Regions from separate parts of the Homo sapiens genome. Here regions 2 and 3 are each linked to region 1. The links are chromatin loops, found by intact Hi-C in ENCODE. Cell type or tissue: heart right ventricle. All regions are shown on one strand. Region 1 has its middle 62 kb from the start of PLPP1. Region 2 overlaps PLPP1 (phospholipid phosphatase 1). Region 3 overlaps MTREX (Mtr4 exosome RNA helicase).

Region 1 (8,000 bases):
ATGATCAGTAATAACCTCACCAATCTACCATTTGAAATCCAAGAGCTCATAAGGACAAGGCAAAAGAAAATTAGTAACTTCAGAATGAATGCTTGATGTAAGCGAAGTTATCTTTCTTTTTTTAAGCATATTGATGGGTAAAAGAGCCTGAGTAAATTTTAAGTGGAAAGTCATGTGTCAGCAGCCTTAGTTTAAGCCTAAGCCATCTCCCACTGGGATTCAGACGTGTCTAGACCTGTTTGGTAGACTGAGCTGCCAAAAGCCAATTTTTAAGAGGAACTGATGGCTGGGGAGACAGAACTCATTTAAAGGAAGAGAGACTGAACCAGAAAAGCTTGTTAAGGTGGGGGGGGCCAGTTCTGAATATACTCGACTGTGCCCCCCCAACCCTAGTCCTGCCTCCATGAACTCAGGACTGAATCCTAGAAGAGAAAGGCCTATGTTAAAATCTGAAAGCCTTATTTTCATTAAAAACTCTTTTTTCTTTTCTTTTCTTTTTTTTGTTTTGAGACAGAGTCTCACTCTGTTGCTCACTCAGTGACTCAGTGTCTTGATCTCGGCTCACTGCAACCTCTACCGCCTGGGTTCAAGTGATTCTCCTATCTCAGCCTCCTGAGCAGCTGGGATTATGGGCGTGAGCCACCATGCCTAGCTAATTTTTGTATTTTTTTTAGTAGAGACAGGGTTTCGTCATATTGGCCGGGCTGGTCTCAAACTCCTTACCTCAGGTGATCCGCCTGCCTTGGCCTCCCAAAGTGCTGGGATTACAGGCGTGAGCCACCACACCTGGCCCTATTTTCTTTCTTTCTCTTTCTCTCTCTCTTTTTTTTTTTTTTTTTTTTTTTTTGTGGAGTCTCACCCTCTCGCCAGGCTAGAGTGCAATGGCGTGATCTTGGCTTACCGCAACCTCCAACTTCCTGGTTTAAGCAATTCTCCTGCCTCAGCCTCCTGAGTAGCTGGGATTACAGTCACGAGCCACCATGACCAGCTAATTTTTGTATTTTTAGTAGAGACAGGGTTTAACCATGTTGGCCAGGCTGGTCTCGATCTCCTGACTTCATGATCTGCCCGCCTCGGCCTCCCAAAGTGCTGGGATTACAGGTGTGAGCCACTGTGCACAGCCCCTATTTTCATTAAAAACTCTAAGATCTTGGATGCAAGGGAAGACTGCCTCAGTAATTGCTCATGTACATTACACAAAATGTACATTACATGAAATAGAGAGAGGCTTTTTCTCACTTGGGCAACAAATGCCATGACCTTCAGAGTATTCATCTCCATATTGGTACACCACATGTACCCATGTATCGGGGTGGTGGCAGTGACAATGGGCCTGTAAAGGGGGTCGTTTGAGGACACCAGAGGTAGCCTTGAAACACCTTCATTAGCTGTGTGGGTGGTGAGGCCTGGGAAGCTGACATCACTGAAGAGGGACCGAGCAGAAGAAGACAGTGGTAGAAGCCTATGGTGGTCCTAAAGTTTTTGGTGAGTTCAGGCGAGAGGCTCTCTAGGGACTCCCAGGTGGAACACTGATGGGGACTCCAAGTGATGATAAGGGCAGGAGACATCCCCATTTGTATGTTAATAGTGTACAGCACTCTGGCTGCTGTGGACTAGGGAAATACAGTCTAACCACTAATGAAATCTAATGAAAAATAACTAAGTAGCTGAGGAATGAGCCACACAAATTTGAATTGAATGACTAAATACACATTGTCCATTTTGGGATGAATGGTAGCCTTATCAAATAAAAATTTTTTCCATCTCAAGAGTCATTGTTATTGTGATGAAATAAAGCTGTTGAGTAGCATTTCCCACCATGGGTTGCCCTGTTATTCTCACATTTGGGAACTTTCCATTGCTTTAGAGATTAACTTTCCCACGGTTTTCTATCCCATGATGTTTGCGGTTATAGATGAAAATGTAACTAGCAGTCAATGGCAGGAAAAGTAATGAATGATGTAGTGTGTAACAATAAAAAAATGAAGCAAGTTCAACTGAATCCAAGATGTTGAGTTCACAGAAAGCCAGTGCAACAGAACCTGTGAGAAGAGCCACACCCTGGGGTTCGTCTATCACGTAAGGGAGGAGAGGGAAGGATTCATGAGCTCTGCCTTTTCAGCATCATGAAAGTGAGACTTTGTGATCACACTTTTATTTTATTTTATTTTATTTTATTTTATTTTATTTTATTTTATTTTATTTTATTGAGATGGAGTCTTGCTCTGTCATGCAGGCTGGAGTGCAGTGGCACAATCTCAGCTCACTGCAACCTCCGCCTCCCGGGTTCAAGAGATTCTCCTGCCTCAGCCTGCTGAGTAGCTGGGATTACAGGTGTGTGCCACCACGCCTGGCAAATTTTTGTATTTTTAGTAGAGATAGGGTTTCACCATGTTGGTCAGGCTGGTCTTGAACTCCTGACCTCGTGATTCGCCCGCCTCGGCCTCTAAAAGTGCTGGGATTACAGGCGTGAGCCACTGCACCCGGCCTTATTTTTTTATTAGGATGAAATATATTAACTTCAGGCCAATGCTGGTTTTTGAAGATATCATGAGTTATTCATTTTCCATCAAAGGACCTTTCTAGACATTTAAGAAAGAAATAAAACATCTCATATGATAGAGGTCCTGGTATGCATTGAAGCATAAAAATAGCTCAAGTGGGAGCGGTGGCTCATACCTGTAATCCCAGCACTTTGGGAGGATGAGGCGGGTGGATCACCTGAGGTCAGGAGTTCAAGACCAGCCTGGCCAACACGATGAAACCTCGTCTCTACTAAAAATACAAAAATTAGCCAAGCATGGTGGCACACACCTATAGTCCCAGCTACTCAGGAGGCTGAGGCAGAAGAATCGCTTAAACTTGGGAGGCAGAGGTTGCAGTGAGCTGAGATCACACCAGCCTGGGTGACAGAGTTAGACTCCGTCAAAAAAAGAAAAAAAAAAAAAGCCGGGCGCAGTGGCTCATACCTATAATCCCAGTACTTTGGGAGGCTGAGGTGGGCAGATCACCTGAGGTCAGGAGTTCAAGACCAGCCTGGCCAAAATGGCGAAACCCTGTCTCTACTAAAAATAGAAAAATTAGCCAGGCATGGTGGTACACGCCTATAATCTCAGCTACTTGGGAGGCAGAGGCAGGAGAATCACTTGAACCTGGGAGGTGAAGGTTGCAGTGAGCTGAGATCATGCCACCGTACTGCTGTTTGAGCAACAGAGGGAGACTCCATCTCAAAAAAAAAAAAAAATAGCTCGAGCAACAAACATTAAAGAAGGCATCAGCGAAGATGCCATAGTTCCTCTGCATGTGGGGAGGAAAGATGGGAGCAATGGTTCTCAAACCCTGGATCCCGTGAGAGCCGTAATAATACTTTGAAAGTATCCTGGGCTACTGGGAAAGACCACATAGGTCTGTGGTCCCCCTCCCACACACACAAAAATCAGACAAGCCAGGTTATCTCTTTTGTATATCGGTTCTTTTTTCTTTTCTTTCTTTCCTTTTTTTTTTTTTTTTTTTTTTTTTGAGATGAAGTCTCACTCTGTTGCCCAGGCTGGAGTGCAGTGGCATCATCTCAGCTCACTGCAACCTCTGCCTCCTGGATTCGAGCGATTCTTGTGCCTCAGCCTCCCGAGTAGCTGGGATTACAGGTGCATGCCACCATGCCCAGCTAATTTTTTGTATTTTTAGTAGAGATGGGCGGGGGTGGTCTTACCACGTTGGCCAGGCTGGTCTCGAACTTCTGACCTCAGGTGATCCGCCTGCCTCAGCCTCCCAAAGTGCTGGGATTACAGTTGTGAGCCACCACGCCTGGCCTGTATATTGGTTCTTGCCTAAAATTTATATTTGAACATAGGGATTTGGTGCTTTAAAAAATTGAGAGAGAAAGATTGAGATGAAAAACCACTGGGGCTTTCTTTAAATCCCCTTCTGCAAATCTTATGTTTTCTCAAGAGGAGCTATCTCCAGGATGAATCTTGCATGTTAATCACAGTTGTAGCAAACTCAGTTGCTGTTTTCCTTATGTACACCAGGAATTCATCTACTCCTGGCTCCCAACACATGGTCTTGGCAACACGTGTCATGGCTGCTTTGTTGCTGAGCCACATGGTGGAAACCGAGCAGAGCTGAGTTTGACTGGATCCATCCCACCAACCCCTGGCTGACCTCCGGCACTGTCCATCCCTATGTACAGGGGGAATGCTCAGGAGTCCTGGAGAGGAGAGGGCTAAGCTGCTGGCCTGCCCAGAATTTGGGAAGCTCTGCTCAGCACAGCTGAGATTAAAAAGAGTCAGGAAGGAGAAATCAGCAATTCCTTTAAGGACCAGAAAACTTGGGAAAATGCCAAAGGATGACAAAGCCAGGGAGCTTGGGAGCTTGATCACTTTAGCACTCAGCTTTATGACCTTTGGAAACTACGTGTCACACTATTGAGTCCAAAACCAGCTTTGATAAATTTTGTTTTGGAATCTTTGTCCTCAGGCATTTTAAGACACTGTAGAGAGGTTGTCTAATATTTTCCACACATCATAATGGCATAAAACTAGGAGAAGAACAAGGACAGCTAGGAAGAATTGCAAATAGAGACTAGGAGGCAGAAAAGATGGAAAAAGTTGGAAATTAGAGTGACATCTGTGGGTTTAATCAGTAACTTAATCTGGCAATGCAGAACGTAGCCAGTTAAGAGGAAACAGAACCCAGTAAAGTTCCTACCTCCTGAGGAGTCCCCATCTCCGCCTTGAGCTTTTGTCATCCTTGGGCAACAGGCAGACATGTTAGTTCCTGCTGGCTCCAGTCCTGTCTGGCCTCTTGATCACTCAGCACTCAGGACTTGGGAAAGTCCTGAGCCTCCAAAGGCTACCGGTGGCATTATTGGGAGTTATTTGCTTGTTTGTGGATCTGGAATTTACCTGCTCTACCCACACCTGGTCCCCAGATGGTGGGGCTGGCCCAAGGCTTCCAGGTGCACACTAAGCTGCAGCTTCCCTGTATTCATGCCTGTCTGCCTGCCTGGTTTTTAGCCTGGGTCCTGACTTTTTACTGGGACTAGACCCCAGCCCAGAAGTTGTCTGGGGCTGCCATGCTGCCACCTGGATCCTGCTGTCTGCTCACTCCATTTTTTCCATCTTACTGCCCATTTACCTGCCACTGGATGATGCTTGAGTTTTAAACTTATTATTTTGAAAAATTCCAAGCCTGCAGCAAAGTTGAGAAAACAGTACAATGAATAGCCACATACTTTCATTTAGATTTACTAATTTTTAGCATTTTGCCACATTTTTCTTTCTCCTTCTGCAAACACACACACTCATAACTGTCCCCATAATGTCTGTTATGGCTATATTTTTTCCAATCCCAGATCTAAATTGGCATCATGCATTACATTTAGTCATGTCTTTTTAGTTTTCTTTAATGTAGAACAATTCTCTTGCTATTTTTGTTTTGTTTTTGAGACAGTCTCCCTCTGTTGCCCAGGCTGGAGTGCAATGGCGTGATCTCCACTACCTGCAACCTCTGCCTCCTGGGTTCAAGTGATTCTCCTGCCTCAGCCTCCCGAGTAGCTGGGATTACAGGTGTGTGCCACCACATCTGGCTAATTTTTTGTATTTTTAGTAGAGACAGGGTTTCACCGTGTTGGTGAGGCTGGTCTCGAACTGCTGGCCTCAAGTGATCCACCTGCCTTGAACTCTTAAAAGTGTTGGAATTACAGGTGTGAGCCACTGCACCCGGCCCAGTTCCCTTGCCTGTAAAAAAAATATTTCCTGGCCAGGCATGGTGGCTTATGCCTGTAATCCCAGAACTTTGGGAGGCCAAAGTGGGCGGATCACCTGAGCTCAGGAGTTCAAGACCAGCCTAGCCAACATGGCAAAACCCCGTCTTTACTAAAAACACAAAAATTAGCCAGGCGTGGTGGCACTTGCCCATCATTCCAGCTACTTGGGAGGCTGAGGCAGGAGAATTGCTTGAGTCCAGGAGGCAGAGGTTGCAGTGAGCTGAGATTGTGCCACTGCACTCCAGCCTGGACGACAGAGTGAGACTCCGTCTCAAAAAAAAAAAAAAAAAAAAAAAAAAAAAATTCTTTCTTGACATCAACATTTTTGAAGAGTTCAGGCCAATTGGGGGTTTTTTGGACATCTGATTATCTCGTCACAATTTGATTCAGGTTAAGCATTTTGGGCAGGAATACTCGATAGGTGCGACTGCCTCTTAAGCACAGGCTATGGCCAATGCCCACTTGCCTTTCTCTTCACGGCACAGTAACCATCCCCTTCCTCTTCCCAGCCTGGCAGAAGGCAAAGCAGCAAGGATGGCTGAGGAACTTGTGCTGGGCAGACCTGGGCTCCCAGGGGACCTGGCAGGGTTGCTGCCACCAGATACCACTCTGACAACTAAACCTTGCCCTTTGGCCCCCATTTTCATTTGTTGCAAATGACCTCTCACATATACTGGGCTCTTCAAATTCTATCGTAGTCCAGTGGTGGTCATGCTTAGGGTGGATCCAAGAGAAAACAAACAAGACAGAGACTCCAAAGAAGCCATGTCTTAGAGGCTCCTCAGCCCCAAAGGCTCTAGTGTATGACCCTTCCCATGGGGACAGAGCTTCCAAACTCAAGTGGACACTTCAGGCTATTGTGCTGGGCTTCAGGAATAGGAACAGGAAGGACTAGGAGAAATCAGAACTGGAAGTCTGGTTGAGTACAGGGATTTGGCAGACATCTATGCTCTGCGTTAGCAAGGAAGTCAAGTTCTTCCTTGAAAAGGACGCATGGGTACTACAAGTTCAAAAACTCAAAATGAAAATCCAAGTCCAGAAGCCTTCATGCGTCAGAGGAGACCATTGGCCAGGAGTTCCTCTGAGGCAGGAAAAGCCTTTCCTGTTATTCTGTGCATCCCTATGGCTGAGTCCTGTGCTTGGTAGATGGGAGACATCCAATCCTTGCTTCTGAATGAATTAATGACTACAGGAACAAATAAATGGATGTGATTTCTAAATGGCCAGGTTTAGTATCCAAGACTCCTATTTAACTGGGAGGATTCAAGAGTTAGTATCTCAGAGTATAGACGGGAAGAGACAGCAAAACATAGCATTTTGAGGTACACAAGTCAGTGAACCCAGCTGAGGAATGAGTTGAACAGCAGTGAGTTGTGGCATGTATTATTATTCAGGCTCAACCTACCAGCTGCAGACTTTTCTTTGATGGTGAACTTATGGTCTCCTGGTCTTCTGTATGCAGAGACCTTTTGCTCAGCTACAGTGTAGCCAGGAACATGCCTGTCCCATCAGGCACACTGCAGCTTCCAGGAAGCCGGGAGGGGGCCACAAGAATGGCTTTTTTACTTCCCCCGCACTGCTGCACATGGTAGAAACAAAAAGTAAGATATGGACACACTCATATACTATCCAGGCTTTTCAAAAGCCATAAAGCAGCATCCAAGCCTCGCTCATTATTATCATAAAAGCTGGGTGGAAAAGTTTAAAGTAGGAATGGAGAAATTGCATGGAAAGAAAGCTCAAGAAGTTCCTAATAAAGCAGCTCGAACATAAAGGTTTGGCACATTCTTAAGACCAGGAGGATGGTCAGGGTCAGTGCTTGAGCTGTAGTCTGACTGCATTCAGCATCTGGAGTGCTGGCGGCTTCCAGCAAGATCTACTAGACTGATAAAGAGGCTCTGAAAGATCTCTTACTGGCTATGAGCACCATGCAGGGGCAAAAAAAGATGTGTCAGGTGATTTAGAAGAAAAGTATTTTTAAGTCGAGAAGAGTGCAATTGTATTACCATCTCCACATTTAGAGATGATTTAAAAAGGCACAAAGAAAGGAAGTGGGCTGTTCCTGGGCCTCCTGTAACTACAGTCCAGCCCTGCTTCCTTATATAGATTTCCTTTTGCACACATACTCTTAGTTTAGGTTTCTAAAACCAACAGTTTTTATTTATAGGTAAGAAAATCCCAATTTTTCTAAATTTTCACCAAAGATGATGCTGGCCAGCCCCTAATTTGTGTT
Region 2 (8,000 bases), 160 kb before region 1:
AACTCTACAAAGGAGACTGCAAAACACTGGTGAATGAAAATGCAGAAGACAGAAACAGGTGGAAAGATATCCCACGCATAAGGATCAGAAGAATTAATATGGTTAAAATGACCAGACTACCCAAAGCAATCTACAAATTTAATGCAACCCCTGTCAAAACACCAATGACATTCTGCACAGAAATAGAAAAAAAAAATCCTAAAATTCATACAGAATTAAAAAAGAGCCAGAAAGCCAAAGTAATCCTGAGCAAAATGAAAAAAAGCTTGGAGGCATCACACTACCTGACTTCATATTACAAGGCTATAATAACCAAAACAGCACAGTATTGGTATAAAAACAGACTCGTCAGCAACCAATGAAACAGAATAGATACCAGAAATAAGTCCACGTATTTACAGCCAACTGACTTTTGACAGAGGTACCAAGAACATACAATAGAGACAGTCTCGTCACTAAATGGTGCTGGGAAAATTGGATATCCATATGCAGAAGAATGAAATTGGACCCCTATCTCTCAAGTAAGTTGGATTACAGACTTAAATGTAAGACCTGAAACGATAAAACTAATCAAAGAAAACATAGGGGAAACGCTTCAGGATATTGGTCTGGGCAAAGATTTTATGGCTAAGACCTTGAACACAGAGGCAATAAAAATAGACAAATGGGATTATATTAAACTAAAAACCTGCACAGCAAAGGAAACAATCAGGAGAATAAAGAGACAGTCTGTTGAATGGGAGAAAATATTTGCCAAGTATTTATCCAGCAAGGAGCCAATATCCAGGACATATAAGGAACTCAACTCAACGGTAGAAAACCAAATACTCCCATTGAAAAGTGGGCATGGGGCATGAATAGACAATTCTCAAAAGAAGACGTACAAATGGCCAATAGGTATATGAAAAAATTCTCAATATCACTAACCAGGAAAATGCAAGTCAAAACCACAATCTTACCTCAGTTAGAATGGCCATTATTAAAAAGACCAAAAAAACATTAAGAGATGCTGTTGAGGATGCAGAGAAAAGGAACTCTTCTACACTGCTGCTCGGAATATAAATTAGTCCAGCCACCAGAGAAATGCAGAAAAGGGGGCCTAATCCGGGGAAGTATGCTGAGGGAGATGTGCAGTGGTAACTGGGCTTTTTAAAAGGTATTAATACAAGAGATCACCTGGTAACAGGGAGAATGGATGCGGAAGAATCTCCAGTCAGCTGCCCATACCAAAAAATGCTTTCCTTCCTTGATTAAAAAGGATGACTATTTCTAGTATTTATAGTCTCTGCTCCCAAATTTGGAGGCTATCCTGATATACATCAAGAGTAAATGTCATTTATCAAAAGAACACTTGAGTGTGCCACTAGTGTGATCCCTGCTGTAACGTACAGGAACACAACTCTAGAACTGGAAAGGAAGAGACATGGGTTTCCAGGACACACAAATTTTAAATGAAGATTAATAGGAAAAACAAAGATACATCATATTCTTCGCCTGACCTTCACACTCCTCCCTCCCCCATTTTCATCTATTAAAATGGGCTGGATATACAAATACCACAGGAACACAACATATGGCAACCCCGACGCCTCAGAAGGAAACCACAGTTAGGCTATTTCTATTCCTCCCTGTCTCTTTGTACTACAGTGTGCGCCTGTAGTCCCAGCTACTTGGGAGGCTGAGACAGGAGAACTGCTTGAACCCAGAAGGCGGAGGTTGCAGTGAGCCGTGATCACACCACTGCCCTCCAGCCTGGGCGACAGAGTGAGACTCTGTCTCAGAGAAAAAAAAAAAAAAAAAAACTTCTTAGCCGGGATATTACTAGAGATTCATACAAGCAATTTCCTATTTCTTAGAGCAATAAGGACACCAAGCATCACATTGCTCAAAATAACCAGGTGTTCAAGCCCAGAAAGGAGGGTTGCAGAAAGCTGGCCATTCCACCTGCAGGCAGCAAATGCTTCACTGAGAAGCACAGAGGCCTTCCTCCCAGTCCCAAATGATATGGCTTGGCTGTGTCCCCACCCAAATCTCATCTTGAATTCCCACATGTTGTGGGAGGGACCCAGTGGGAGGTAACTGAATCATGGGGGCAGGTCTTTCCCATGCTGTTCTTGTGATAGTAAGTCTCACGAGATCTGATGGCTTTATAAGGTGGAGTTTCCCTGCACAAGCTCTCTCTGCCTGCCGCCATCCACGTAAGATGTAACTTGCTCCTTCTTGCCTTCCGCCATGCTTGTAAGGCCTCCTAAGCCACGGGGAACTGGGAGTCCAATTAAACCTCTTTCTTGTGTAAACTGCCCAGCCTTGGGTATGTCTTTATCGGCAGCATGAAAACAGACTAATAAACCAACACTCCAAAACGTGTGGCTCCGCTTGTGAAGAGCCTCATGATAGTTTTATAAAGTGCACAAAGAAGACCTGGTCAAAACAAACGGAAGACTCTTCATTACACAGAGCCACATCAGGAACAAATTACAAGGTATGCCCATTTTTTCTTTTGTTTAAAAATTAATATTAAAAGAAACTAGAAAATTCAACATCTGTGATACTACTTAGGCATTCTTTCATTATCACTGAAGGGTGGTGCTATTGCCTGGATATTTGTGTTACCCCAAAATTTGTATACTGAATGCCTAACCCCCACAAGGCAATGGGATTAGGAAAATAGGACTTTTGTGGGTGATTAGGTCATAAGGGGTTAACCCTCATGAAAGGGATTAATGACCTAATAAGAGATCCAGGGGAGCTCCCTTGCCCCTTCCACTGTGTGAGGACATTCTACAACCTGGAAGAAGGCCCCACCATTACCCAACCATGCTGGCACCCTAATCTTAGACTTCCAGCTTCCAGACTGAGAAATTTGTTTTTTATAAACCACCCAGTCTGCTGCAATTGGTTATAGCAGCCCAAACTAAGACAGGAAGGATATATAACCATTTTTGGTTGAAATTTCTGAAACATTTAACTTCCATTAAAGGATCTAATTAGAATATCTCACCTTTAAAATAAATAATCGTTGAACGAGATATTTTTTGAAGCTGTTTTGATTTTGCCTTTCCTTGACTAATCTTGTTAACACTTCTTAACTGTAAAATGTTGTTATTGTCTCATAGCCTCTGAATATTCTATTGTTAATAAAGTAAGAACTTTTTTTTTTCCATTTTAAACTAGAGTCAAGGGGTTGGCTTGCAAGCTAAGAACATTTTTAAGGAGTTTTTTTTGTTTGTTTTTTCAAAAAAGAATATGTGACCTACAAAGCCTAAATATTTATTATCTGACCTTTCACTGAAAAAAAAAAAAATACCAACCCCAGAACTAGACTAACAACAGCAGGCTCAATGCAAAGAAATATACCTTGGTCTACTTATTTTGAAATAGTGCTTTTATGACTAGCCAGGCAAGCCAAATTGATTGCTCCACCTACATTTGATGACAGATCTGTCCAGAAGAACACTGGAAAGCAGGCCTCAGTTTAGTCTTCTTTGGGTTTTAATTTCACCATTTTTAGGATTCACTGAGGCACTAAATTTAGATCTTAAATCCCACCTCAAAATCAGACAAGGTTCGTAGGCTATGGGCCATGAGTTGTTCATCATTTGCCCAATGTTCAGCAATAATCAAGTTTGGAAAACATCACGAAGTATCAACAATGCTAGGAGGTATACAGTGAATGCTAAATGAGGGATTATATGAATCTTAAGGAAAGTGGATAGTATGAAAGAGTCTGAGTGGATTTAGATAGGTGGGCAGCACTGTCTAAACACAGGGCAGGGGCAAGGCCCAGATAAGAGGCATTTTGTGGCAGGAGGAGAGTCTGGCTGAAGCATAGATACAGGAATTTCATAACAGGCGGTGATATAAACAATCTGGGGTTACAGCCTCAATAGAAGGGTCTCAGGAAAAGTATTTTAACACTCCTCACTGTATTGAAAGAAAATACAGACTCATACCATGGCTGTTCTCCTGAATAATCAAATAAATTTGGAATCTCTGGCATTCAGCCAAGTTCACGGGGAGTCACTAAGCATATAAACTGGCTATGTGCAAAGCAGCCCTGCCCTGAGCTCCCGCAGGCCTGGGAGGTTTTCACTGATGCTGACACTCTCTTGGCACAGTTAAGTGTGCAGGGCTGCACTGGCTGCCAGAGAAGAACAATGGTCAGGGTGTTTTAAGAGCCATTTTTAACTAGAAGTTAATTTCTGGGTGTCAGGAATTGACAGAGAAGTTTTGGCTATCAAAGACTGTCCTAGGAGAGGATTTAAATGACTACGTCTCTACCCAAATCTGAGACTGACTCATGAAGCCAAGGTGCCCAGAGAAACAAGATGAGTCATTGCTCAAGGAATTCGGGGGTGGGGCTTAGAGGTTAAATGTTGTACATAGGCCAGGCGCGGTGGCTCACGCCTGTAATCCCAACACACTGGGAGCCCGAGGCAGGCGGATCACGAGGTCAGGAGATTGGGACCATCCTGGCTAACACGGTAAAACCCTGTCTCTACTAAAGATACAAAAAATTAGCCGGGCGTGGTGGCGGGCGCCTGTAGTCCCAGCTACTCTGGAGGCTGAGGCAGGAGAATGGCGTGAACCCGGGAGGTGGAGCTTGCAGTGAGCCGAGATCGCGCCACTGCACTCCAGCCTGGGTGAGAGAGCAAGACTCCGTCTAAAAAAAAAAAAAAAAGTTGTACATAAATGTAAAAAGCAAGGATCTGTGTATTCAGGGCTGAAATAAAAGCTGGGGCCTACATCCACATCAAGCAAATATTTCCACTACCTAGAGTCAGTAAAATGCAGTGCATGGTTGCTCTGGCCTGCTTTCTTCTCCAGAAAGGTCTTGGTCTACAACAAATCTATTTATCTAGGCTTCTTTTTTTGCCATTATAACTTTACATCTGTTAAATCAAACTAAAATCTGTCCTGAAAACCCCCTGCTCACATACTTGAGTTCTTCTGTACAAAGAACAACCTAATTTGGTAAGTAAGCAAACTGGGAGCCTGACTCAGGAATGTGCTTCTGTAACAGCAGCTGAGTCTCAGCCAGTCCCTGCAGCCATATTTCAACCACTCACAGCCATTCAAACCACGCTCAAATAAAGCTCCAAGGCCGAGCTGTAACCAATCCGGCAGTTTCTGCACCTCGCTTCCATTTTCTGTACTCACTTTCCTTTTTCTGTCCATAAATTCTCCCTGACCACTTAGAAGCAGTGGAGTCATTCTGAATCTGCAGTGACTCTGAGGGCTGCCCAATTTGAAAGTCGTTTCTTCCTTGCCCAGTGACACCCTTAAATTTATCTAAAGTTGTTCTTTTAACACAGTTGGTTCAAACTGACCCAATTACCACACTATGGTTGACATCATTTTCCCGAGTTGATATCCTTCATATGTGGCTGCATGTCCACTGAGCAGGCCTGCCACTGAGGCCCTCTATTATATCAATGTCATCCTCTCTATAGTAATTTTAATCTTTCACAAAACAGCCCTCAGTACAAGTTACTATTTGACCAATTACACAGACGTTAATGGGTGTTTTGAGAAGGGTCAAGGAAGAAGAGCAGAAAATGATGAAGTATGGAATATGTTATAGCTGAGAATTTTCTTTAAAATTACAAACAGTGGGTCAAAGTTATGTGTCAGTCACTTCCAGAATGCCATTTTACTTCCAGAGATCTGCATGAGCTGACCTTCAAAATAAATGGACTAGGGTTCAGACCAAGTAATCAATCAATCAATACAGCATGGGATCCTGATTATCAAGAAACCCCACAGAGCTCACAGAACTCAGCAGCCCCCTCCCAAGGTGCCTATTCCCTCACTTGTAAAACAGTGGCAGTCATCCCTCATCTTTTCATGGAAATTTAGTCAAAAATAAAAGTAGTGTAAAATGCAAATCATCATCAAGATCAATCAAAACTCAGATTTCTAGATTTCTCATAAAGAGGGACTTGGACACTAACACAGACAGGTGAGCGAAAAACAAACCACAATAGCTAGTGAGACAAAAGCTAGACCTAGTGAGGTCTAGCCCAGGGCATACAAAGCACGCCCACACATTCAAACGCCCTTCAGTCCAGTCACAGGCCCATGCTCTGGGAAGAGCTCTCAGGATAGTAACGGCTCTAGCTATTGCTCAGCCTTCCGGGTCTGCCCTGGTCCTCGTGCTCTAATTAAAAAGAAAAAAATATGTTGTCTCACTTAAGAAAGAATGCTGATTTTTTTCTAATATGATAAATGAACAGAAGATGTCAGAATAGTATTTTCTGCTAACTACCTTCAGATAAGTCACATTTTCCATGCTGCATCTGCAGAAACATTTGAGTGTGTGTCTTAAAAAGGAAGCCCTAAATTCTGCTGAATCATACTCTGTGCTTCTTCACAAAATTTAATTAATGTAAGATGAAAGCTTTGAAAATTAGCTGTTGTAATGGCTTGAGGTTCTGACTTTGAATTTTATATAACACATCTACAATTTACATATTCTTTTAATGTTTGGAATTTGTTTTTTCAAATAAAAGCAAGATTCTAGTAAAACATTTTAAATTATCTCTGAGACTAATTCCCATTAGTTTACCCTTAATGTTACATATTGTGCATTTTAAGTCTAAGCATTAAATTATCATACGGCACTTAATGTGATCAAAGGGAAAAACACAGGAAATGACAAATTTACACAGAACACAACTGTATAAAAATCCCCTTATAAAGAAAATTAAGACAAAAATTATAGCTGATCTATTAGGGTACAGATTTTCTAACCCTCCTCTCTGTTCCCCCTAAATAATGATAATGCAGGACATATTAATACACCCAAATATATAGTGTTTTATTAATACTTTATATGTAAAGAGAACATTATAAAAAAATAAAAATCAAGTAAAATTGACCTTTAAAAATCCCTTGAATGTGTCCTGAAGCCTGGTCTTGCATTAGTTACTCTCAAAAAACTACATATTCATCTCTAGTTTGATAATGCAAAATGTGGGTGCAAATCTTCGTAAGGCCTCACTGCCAGCTTTGTATGATGCAAATGCAAATTGCTATGCTGCTGCTCTACAGGTTGGCATCAGAACTGGACCTGGAAGTTGTATAGATGACAGGCTCCAGAAGTGGCAACTGCCTTTCCCAGCAGTTGAAACCTTTCTGGTCCCTTGCAGAGCACTCTGGGAATGTTTTAGAAAATGGGAGGAAAACAAAATCTGCTCAAATAGGAACAAGGACAGCTGCCTTCACTTAACAATGATCAAAACCCAACTCCTCACCACAGCAGAGCCCAGAAGGAAAGAAGCTCTGCTGCTGTTCGCCCACACTGAGCAGATGAGGAGAGTGGCTCCCAGTTAGGGAGGAGGTTAACAAGCAACAGCAGCCTGTTGTCCCAGTCCTTCAGATTAGTTACCTGCTGTGATTACACAGAAGCTGTGTTCCAGAAAACCACTTCAGGAAACGTCCCAAAGTAAGGGCACACATCAACTACTTCTCAGTATGAAACTTACAGATTTGCAGATCATCTGTTTCACCTTTTGCTACTGGCTAATTTATTAGGACAGGTGAGGACACTGATGCTGAGCACATTAATTCCATGCAGCACATAACCTAACCGTCAACAGACACAAAGTACTTACTGCCACAAACAGCATGCAGTACATGGAAAACGAAGAGTGGCCTGAATAGAAGGACAACCTGGAAGAAAAAGAAGACAAATGTTACTTTTCTCTCTTAGGAGCCAAAAGTATTGTTGATTTCATAAATCTGCTCCTTAGTTTCAGAGTGTACACAACTGCCTCCCTCTACTTTGAGAAATTAGAAGGGTACGGCAGGGGGACAATTAGGACATGAACATTAAAGAGTGCAAGAAGGATCTGAGGTCAGATCTCTATACAGTATCATTTTATTGAAACCTTCAGGATGGGTAATGTGTCATGAAAATAAACTTGCCAAGCAATTCTAAGATGTCAGAAGAATGATACTTGACAAGTCATAACTGGCACAAATTGCCTTGACTTTAT
Region 3 (8,000 bases), 180 kb before region 1:
CTTCCCATTATTGTAATGAACTGTATAGCATTGTTGTGAACAGAGATTAAAAGCTTCATAATGTAAATAGGCTGTATTGACAGCTCAGTGCATGTGTCATTTTCTTCCTCAGTACTGATAATGGTATCTTGAAGGACTAGGATTTAGTTTATTTTTAATTTTTTGCACATTTTTTCATTCTGGTTTATAACAAAGTTTGGTTGTTTTATTGTTTTGTTTTTGAGACAGAGTCTCGCTCTCTTACCAAGGCCTGGAGTGCAGTGGCGTGATCTGGGCTCACTGCAACCTCCACCTTCCACGTTCAAATGATTCTCCTGCCTCAGCCTCCTGAGTAGCTGGGATTACAGGCACCCGCCACCACACTCAGCTAATTTTTGTATTTTTAGTAGAGACGAGGTTTCACCATGTTGGCCAGGCTGGTCTCGAACTCCTGAGCTCATGTGATCCTCCCACCTCGGCCTCCCAAAGTGCTGGGATTACAGATGTGAGCCACTGTGCCCAGCCTATAACAAAGTTTTAAAATCTGTTTTATCATAAGAAATTGTCTCTGGATCCTCAAAGCCACAGTAGTTTATAGTAATAAATTTCTCTCTTACTATTTTCATAGGATAAGCCGATTTTTTCTGTCTGTTCAACATTAGACAAAGACAAGGAAAGATGAGCTAAGGAATTACAAGAGAGGAACAAAAAAATGTGTCATAAAAGGGCCCCTTCAGAACAACAGACACTGGTGCCTACTTGAGGGAGGAGAGTGGGAGGAAGGAGAGGTTGAGGAAGAAAAAAGAAAAAAAAAACCTGTGGCATATTATACTTAGTACTCAGCTGACTAAATAATCTATATACCAAACCCCTGAGTCACAAGTTTACCTAGATAAGAAACCTGTACATGAACCCCTGAGCCTAAAATAAAAGTTAAAATATTTTTAAAATAATAATTCAAAAAATTCTGATTAAAATTAAAAGGCCAGTTCAGTGGAACATGTAACATGCCTTAAAATCACTAAGAAATTTAAATTTCTAGAACCAGCAAAGTCTTCATAGGCCTAGGAGTTTTTGGCCTTTTAGATTGCCAAGTAAAGAAGAATGAAGTTTCTCAACTTAGAGGAAAACAATATGAAGATATGTACATTTTTAAGCATTGTTGTGGAAAAATGTATTTTGCTCTAGGATTTGTATTTCTCTAAATCTGTTTTGTAATGAAATAATTAGAGATTAGTTAAATGCTGCTCTTGAATAATTTTAATGAAGAGTTCTGTTTCTTTGTTGAAAAGGTATCACTGGCTGAAAAGCATGCTCTTGATACATTTTTCTTAGTTAACTACCTCAACATAATGGGAAAGATTGGCCGTTTAATCACTTAGCAATGGAACAGGCACTGTGCCTACTTAGGAGCAGAATGTCCACATTGCAGACATAATACCTAGGAAGAAAAAGGGACCTCCTGGAATACTGGCTTGGAAACCTAAAGAATAAAGTGATATGGGAGATCATAAGTAAGGAATTTTAACTCTTTTATCTTTAAAGGAATGTGCTAAAAGAATTGCAAAAGTTTCAGCAGAAGCCAAATTGGAAATTGATGAGGAAACTTATCTAAGCTCATTTAAACCTCACTTAATGGATGTAGTATATACCTGGGCAACTGGAGCTACATTTGCCCATATCTGCAAAATGACAGATGTCTTTGAAGGTATGGTTAAATTTTACACATATATATTTACAGTATAAGAAATACAGTTAGGATGGTATTGTTTTAATTAAACAAGTATAATATGTATTTTTAATATTTGGTAACTAAATGAAATCTTCTCCCTATTATATAGATTAAAAAATATTCTCCACAAATTCTTTGTATTATTTAATAAGCATAGTCTGTTCATTAGAAAGTCCTTTAGAAACTATTTTAAACTGTATAATTCTGTGCAGTTGTAATTCTATGAGTTTCTACAGTCACAAGCAGATGACCCTAAGAAGTCATATTTATGTGGGTATTTTTCCTTTTCACTTTTGTTCTCCTGGTGAGCTATATAATTCCACTAAAAATAGCAGAGCTGAAAATGATCAGTCATTGCATATGTAATTGACTTGGCTTTAGTCAGACTGTTATTGCAGCATGAATCAGATTAAATTTAATGAGCAGGATTTTAAGAGACTGAAGAATAATTGTTACTCAACTGAAGAGAAATTTTAAATGAAAAAATTAAGGCAAAAGAAATATAAGGAATAAGTGAATAATAAGAAGCAAAAAAATAAGTAGACTGTTTAAACGAAACCATATTTTAAAATGCTGCATTCAGTAGGAAAAGATTGGTTTGTGTGTTTATAAATGGCCAGTTGTATTTACTGAATGAGATAATTTACATTGAACTTTCCTAAAAATGAAAATAAATGAGTTTGTTCTGTATAGAGATTATAATAAGAACTGCTACTATTGCTTATAGGTTTAGTTTGAGAAAAATTACATGTTTAACATGCCAAATATTATAGGCCTTTCAACTGATATTATTAAAGAAGTAATAGATTACTGATTTTATGAATCAGTTATTTTTATGATGCATAGGTTAAACTTCTCTGCAACAGAATATTAAAAACTTAAACTGAGGGCCTTTACTACATTGAACTTTATGGGTTTTAAGGTTTTTAATGTTAAAGTTTATAGCACATTTTTAAATTATGGTGTTGTATCTTACATATTTTTTCTAAGGTTTATAAACTTCTCAGCCTCCTCTAAATGATCATTTAGTCAAACAGTCCCAAAGCATCCTTTGAATTCTGTATTCTGTTACTGGGAAAGTCATTGCCCAGTAAGTACTATATGCCAAACACTGTGCTAAGAGCTCTGTATAATTTACATGTAATCACCAAATAGCAATTCAGGGTAGATATTATCTCCACTTTGCACAAGGAGACTATGGTAAACAGTTTGGCCAAGGTGATGTGAGGGCACGATGATTTAAACTCTGGTCTCTGTAACTACATGTAAGTTCAGTTAAGCACCATACCACCTTATCCTTAAATTTTGGATCACCTGAAAATTTCTTAAACCCTACACTAGACTATACCATCTCCATCCACAGAAAAGTCATGCTTGGAGTAATACTAAACAGGTCTTAATCCTAGATGATGTTTAGCAACATCTCTAATTAGTTAATGGTGTTTAGCCGAGTCAGTGAGAAGAGGGATGTTGCGTACTCACTGATGAAAATTGCTTAAAACAGGAGCACAGGTTGGTGTATGACAATTGTGTTTCAGCAGCACTAGGGCGATCACATAGAGCACCACCAGTCTTCAGTCTGACATCTTTTTGGAACATAAGGATGAAACTAGTAACTGTTCAATGCCTAATAATAAGACTTGATAATACAATACTCATATTTGTATAATATCTGCTTCTCTGAAAAGTCAGAACACAATGACATAAAACAATAGTGGTACATGGCAGAGAGTAGCTTTTTTTTATTTTTTTATTTTTATTTTTATTTTTTATTTTTTTTAGAAAAGTAAAAAGCAGGCCAGGCACGGTGGCTTACGCCGGTAATCCCAACACTTTGGGAGGCCGAGGCGGGCGGATCAGGAGGTCAGGAAATCGAGACCATCCTGGCTAACACGGTGAAACCCCGTCTCTACAAAAAATACAAAAAATTAGCTGGGTGTGGTGGCAGGAGCCTGTAGTCCCAGCTACTCGGGAGGCTGAGGCAGGAGAATGGCGTGAACCTGGGAGGCAGAGCTTGCAGTGAGCTGAGATTGTGCCACTGCACTCCAGCCTGGGTGACAGAGCGAGACACCATCTCAAAAAAAAAAAAAGAAAAAAAGAAAAGTAAAAAGCAAGGGCAGTAGACCTGGCCTGTCAGATGAGTATATTTTTTTTTAAATCTAGGAATTCATATAAAATTGTCTTTATGGATTATTTTTTCTGTTCTTTCTACCTAAGTAGAAGTTATCACAGTATGGAAGATAAATCCTAAACTGCCAAATTGAAGATGGTTTGTAGCTCATACTAGATGCCACCTATGAGTTGACTTTTTCCACAGCATACCAGCATTCCTGAAGTCTGTTCTGTCCTCTTTCAGTTACTCAGGGGCTATTTCTACATCACAGTTTGCTTGAAATTTCAGTTTGAAAATTTGAGAAATCCAGTTTTTTAGCTCTAACTTGAAATTAGATCTAACATCTGCATAATTTTTATGTTTTTCTTGTGTGTGAGCCAGTAGATGAGCTTAAACCTTTCTAAAAATTGGGATATACTATGTATTCGCCCTTAAAACTATTTTTTGATTTAAGTAGCAAAAAATGAGAACCTTCATTTTCTTAGGATAGTATTTCTCTCTTTTGTTTTTACAGTGTTACATAGTGCTTCCATTTCAAGAATAGCCATTCCTTCCTCATCTCGTTATTGTATGTGGTTGTTTTTTATTTTTTGCAACAGGGTCTGGCTCTGTCACCCAGGCTGGAGTGCAGTGGCGTGATCTTGGCTCACTGCACCCTCCATCTCCCGGGCTTAAGTGATCCTTCCACCTCAGCCTCCAGAGTAGCTGGGACCACAAGCATGTACCACCATGCCCAGCTAATTTTTGTTAATTTTTGTAGAGATATGATTTTACCATGAAGCCTAGGCTGGTCTCAAACTCCTGGGCTCAAGTGATCCACCTGCTTCAGCCTCCCAAGGTGTTGAGATTACAGGCATGAGCCACTGCAGCTGGCCTACACATGTTTTATGATTGGAAAAATACTGTAATCAAAGCTGTAGCACACAGTACAGTGTGTCTGTTTTTACAGGCAGACAATAATTGCATTGGAACTTTCTAATGTGCTGTGTGCAAACCATATTTGTTCCTAATAAGATTCTTAATTTTCTTTTCATATGAAAATAAAAGTGTCTGGTCATTTCATATCCTGAGCCTCAGAAGTAGTTTTAAGTATTCTTCAAACATTAACTGAGGCTAGTTAACACTGTAATGATTAAAACCATGTGTTTGGGGGATGTGTAATGCAAAAGAAAAGTTCATATTGTGATTCAGTTGAGAAATTTTGAAGACTAAGTATTTATTCTGTTATCACCCTGGAAAAAAAATGACAGAATTTAGCTGTTTTTTATTTCCATTAAACTAAATTTGAATGACAGTTTAAACAAACTATTTGTATGGGCTGATGCCTAGGGTTTTAGTCAAGTAATCCAGAGGCTGTTACTATTTATTTCTGACTCTACATAAACAATATTGTACTCTTAACTATGAAGGATGACAAAGGATTTGCTTTCCACTGAGCAAGTGTCATTAGGAAAGCTTCTATGATGAATTATCTCTTGAAACTATTTACTGTACCTCTGCCTGCCATATGCTTTTTATTTTTTTTCAGTCCTGCTCCCTCTGTATGCCACATGTTTTGAAAGCAAATACTGTGAATTGCATTCCTCAACTCTCCCCACCACACACATTCTCTCACATGCCTTTCAAGTAGCAGTTTAACCCTTTCTTAGCATCATCAGTGTCATGAGTGGTTTTCCAGTGGATTTGTCTTTTAAAAGTATTCTTGCTGATAATAATAGAGTAACAATTTATTAGTAATTGTTTCTGTCTTTACATTTTGGCACAGTTTTAGTACCTGATACTTACTCGTTTAATGAATAATTCTGAGACCCTAGTGGGAATCAGGCACCATGCTAGTTACAGTGTGAGCAATAGTCTCTGCTCTCAAGAAAGGGTTCAGCCTAAGCTGGGGTTTAGCGGCAAGTAGTTGCAAGATACATGTGTGATTCTAACCTGAGGCCAGGCTGGATAGGAGTATTAAATTCGGGTCAGAGCATGAACTGTAGGAAACTGCTTTAGGGTATGCCAGAAAGCTGAAGGCAGAAGTTCTGTTCGGGAAAATCTGCTGCTTTCTCTCCTTAATGAGAATGATGCTGTTTTGTTCATCAACCGGGTAAGGCTGATGTTTATTAAAATGCTCTTAAATAAAAGCATATAGTCCCAAGTGTCCATCGATAGATGAATAAATTGTGGTATATATTAGGTTGGTGCCAAAGTAATTGTGGTTTTTGCCATTTTTAATGGCAAGGTGTTCCATTGTAATAAAGATTAAATGGAACAGCTTTCAGTTAGAAAAGACATACTGACTCATGCTACAATATGGACAAACCTTAAACACATTAAGTTGAAAGAAGGCAGACACAAAGGCCACATAGTGTATAATTTCACTTATATGAAATGTCCAGAGTAAGCAGATTCATAGAGACAAAGCATAGACGTGGTTGCCATGGGCTGGAGGGACAGGAAGACATGTAACTGCTTAATGGGAACAAGGTTTTTTGGGGGTGGTAAAAATGCTCTAAAATTAGATAATGATGATGGTTACACAAGTCTGAATATACTAAAAACCACTCAGTTGTACACTTATTTAAAATAATTTATGGTGTGTGAATTCTGTCTCCATGTGAGTTCTTCCAGAATGTAGTAAACCTGAATATAAAAAAGGGCAGTAACTGACTTGTATACTTTAACATGGTTAAAAAGGTGGATTTTATGTTTTATATTTTACCACTATTTGAAAAATTTTTTAAAGACAATAACTAGAAAGAATTGGATTTCTCTTTCTACTCTGGCAGGACCAAAAAAAAAATTTTGTAACAAACCAGTAGGTTAATGTGGTTTTGTTTTGTTTCGGTTTTGGTCAGCTTCATTTAGCCTATGATGGGTCATGGCTTTGAAACTTTTGTCTAGCACTTAGTCAGGCTGATGAGGCAGGATGACTTATAAAGGTGGGTGTAAGAAGAGCCCTTGGATTACAGAGAACTGTAGTAGGTAGGAGAGATGCTAGACAATTCACTACTTAATCGTCAGTCTTCATTAATCCCTGGGGGGAGTAGCCTCTATGTTTCAGGCAGCTCTGGACAGTTAGTGTTTGTGCACATACCCAGTGATTTGTTGATGAGACTCTGTGGGCAACAACCACAGTCATTGTATATGCAACCTTGTGCCTACTGGCCTAATTTGCTTGTTACCTGAAACTGTGTCGAAACTAAAGTTTCCAGAAATTGAGTCGAAATGTTTACAAAATGTGACATGACAGTGCTCTCTGGCCTGAATGTGCATTTACTTGCCTTAGTTTATTCTTTATCTTAGTAATTTACTTCGTATGGTTTGGTCTCTGATAACTTTCACAGATTCTGGTTAACACGAGTTACTAAAATTTGTGAAATAATAATATCACATTGTGTTTCTTGGTACACATTTGAAGTCAGTCAAAACAATGTTTGAGAATGTGTCTGGCTCTTTAATGCCCTGTGCAGCAGAGGACTTTGTAAAGGATTTCATTTCAATCCTAAATGACCTGTGAGAATCTGGTCTCAGGTAAAAATCTAGTTACATTTTGAGCCACTACCTAATTTAATTATCTTTGGATATACTTGTTTGCATAAACATTTAATATCTGATTGCATAGGTAATATGACATTACCCTCTCTATCCCAATTCCTACCCTCTCTCTTGACACCCAGAAGTTTCTGCAGTTGGATTTCCTGTTTCATTGCAAGGCAGTATTGGAGCCTGCATTCCTAGCAGCTGAGAATAGAAATAACAAATAATTATTATTAATTTAATAATTGTTAATAGTGTAAATAGTTCATTGTTCCTACAGACTGCATTTTGAGAACTGGTATTCCTAATGTATTTCATATATTAAAAATGAAGTCAAGCGTTTTAGATTTAGGCAGGTAGCACTTAGAGAAAGGATCTCACAATCTCTGCTCCTCTTTGCACAAGTCTAGCAAAAGTGAAACTATGTTTATAGCTTCAGCTTTGATACAAACACTTTTCTCAAACAGATTCTAGACCCATGGGAAAAGGCTTCTTTCCTTGTGCTCCTTGAGAACACTGTGTAAAGAACGTACTAATGAAAGAATCTAAGGTCAAGAAGAATGAATGCACCTTTAAAATGACAAGTTTTATCTTGTTACTCTCCTGCTAAAAACAGTCTGTTGCATTCTATGAGATGGTATGGATGGTGTC

The links. A loop is a pair of places that touch in the nucleus more often than their neighbours do. Peaks named below come from ENCODE experiments on the same cell type or tissue, not always from the same donor. Only the 100,000 strongest peaks of a DNase experiment are listed, where the experiment ranks them.
Region 2: a loop joins it to region 1, with 2.1 times the contacts of the local background. A loop is called at or near these places in 16 of 110 quality-filtered maps.
Region 3: it touches region 1 in a loop (2.1-fold over the local background); 16 of 110 quality-filtered maps call a loop at or near these places.

What each region holds. Positions count from the first base shown.
Region 1 is chr5:55,593,014-55,601,013 of GRCh38, forward strand. No RefSeq gene overlaps it. Among named protein-coding and RNA genes, the nearest start is that of PLPP1, 62 kb to the left of the region's middle. In heart right ventricle, no CTCF peak of the experiment used is centred here; DNase peaks (open chromatin) are centred at 4,198, 4,808, 6,738, 7,628 and 2 weaker places; H3K4me3 peaks cover 1,121 bases; H3K27ac peaks cover 7,881 bases.
Region 2 is chr5:55,434,235-55,442,234 of GRCh38, forward strand. It overlaps PLPP1 (phospholipid phosphatase 1), which reads right to left. Exons shown (of 6, transcript NM_003711.4): 4 at 7,617-7,674. Among named protein-coding and RNA genes, the nearest start is that of MIR5687, 71 kb to the right of the region's middle. RefSeq lists enhancers at 3,903-4,730, 7,221-7,759. In heart right ventricle, no CTCF peak of the experiment used is centred here; DNase peaks (open chromatin) are centred at 4,088 and 4,387; H3K27ac peaks cover 6,873 bases.
Region 3 is chr5:55,414,446-55,422,445 of GRCh38, forward strand. It overlaps MTREX (Mtr4 exosome RNA helicase), which reads left to right. Exons shown (of 27, transcript NM_015360.5): 25 at 1,525-1,687. Among named protein-coding and RNA genes, the nearest start is that of MIR5687, 90 kb to the right of the region's middle. RefSeq lists a silencer at 6,791-6,910. In heart right ventricle, no CTCF peak of the experiment used is centred here; a DNase peak (open chromatin) is centred at 4,661; H3K27ac peaks cover 3,879 bases.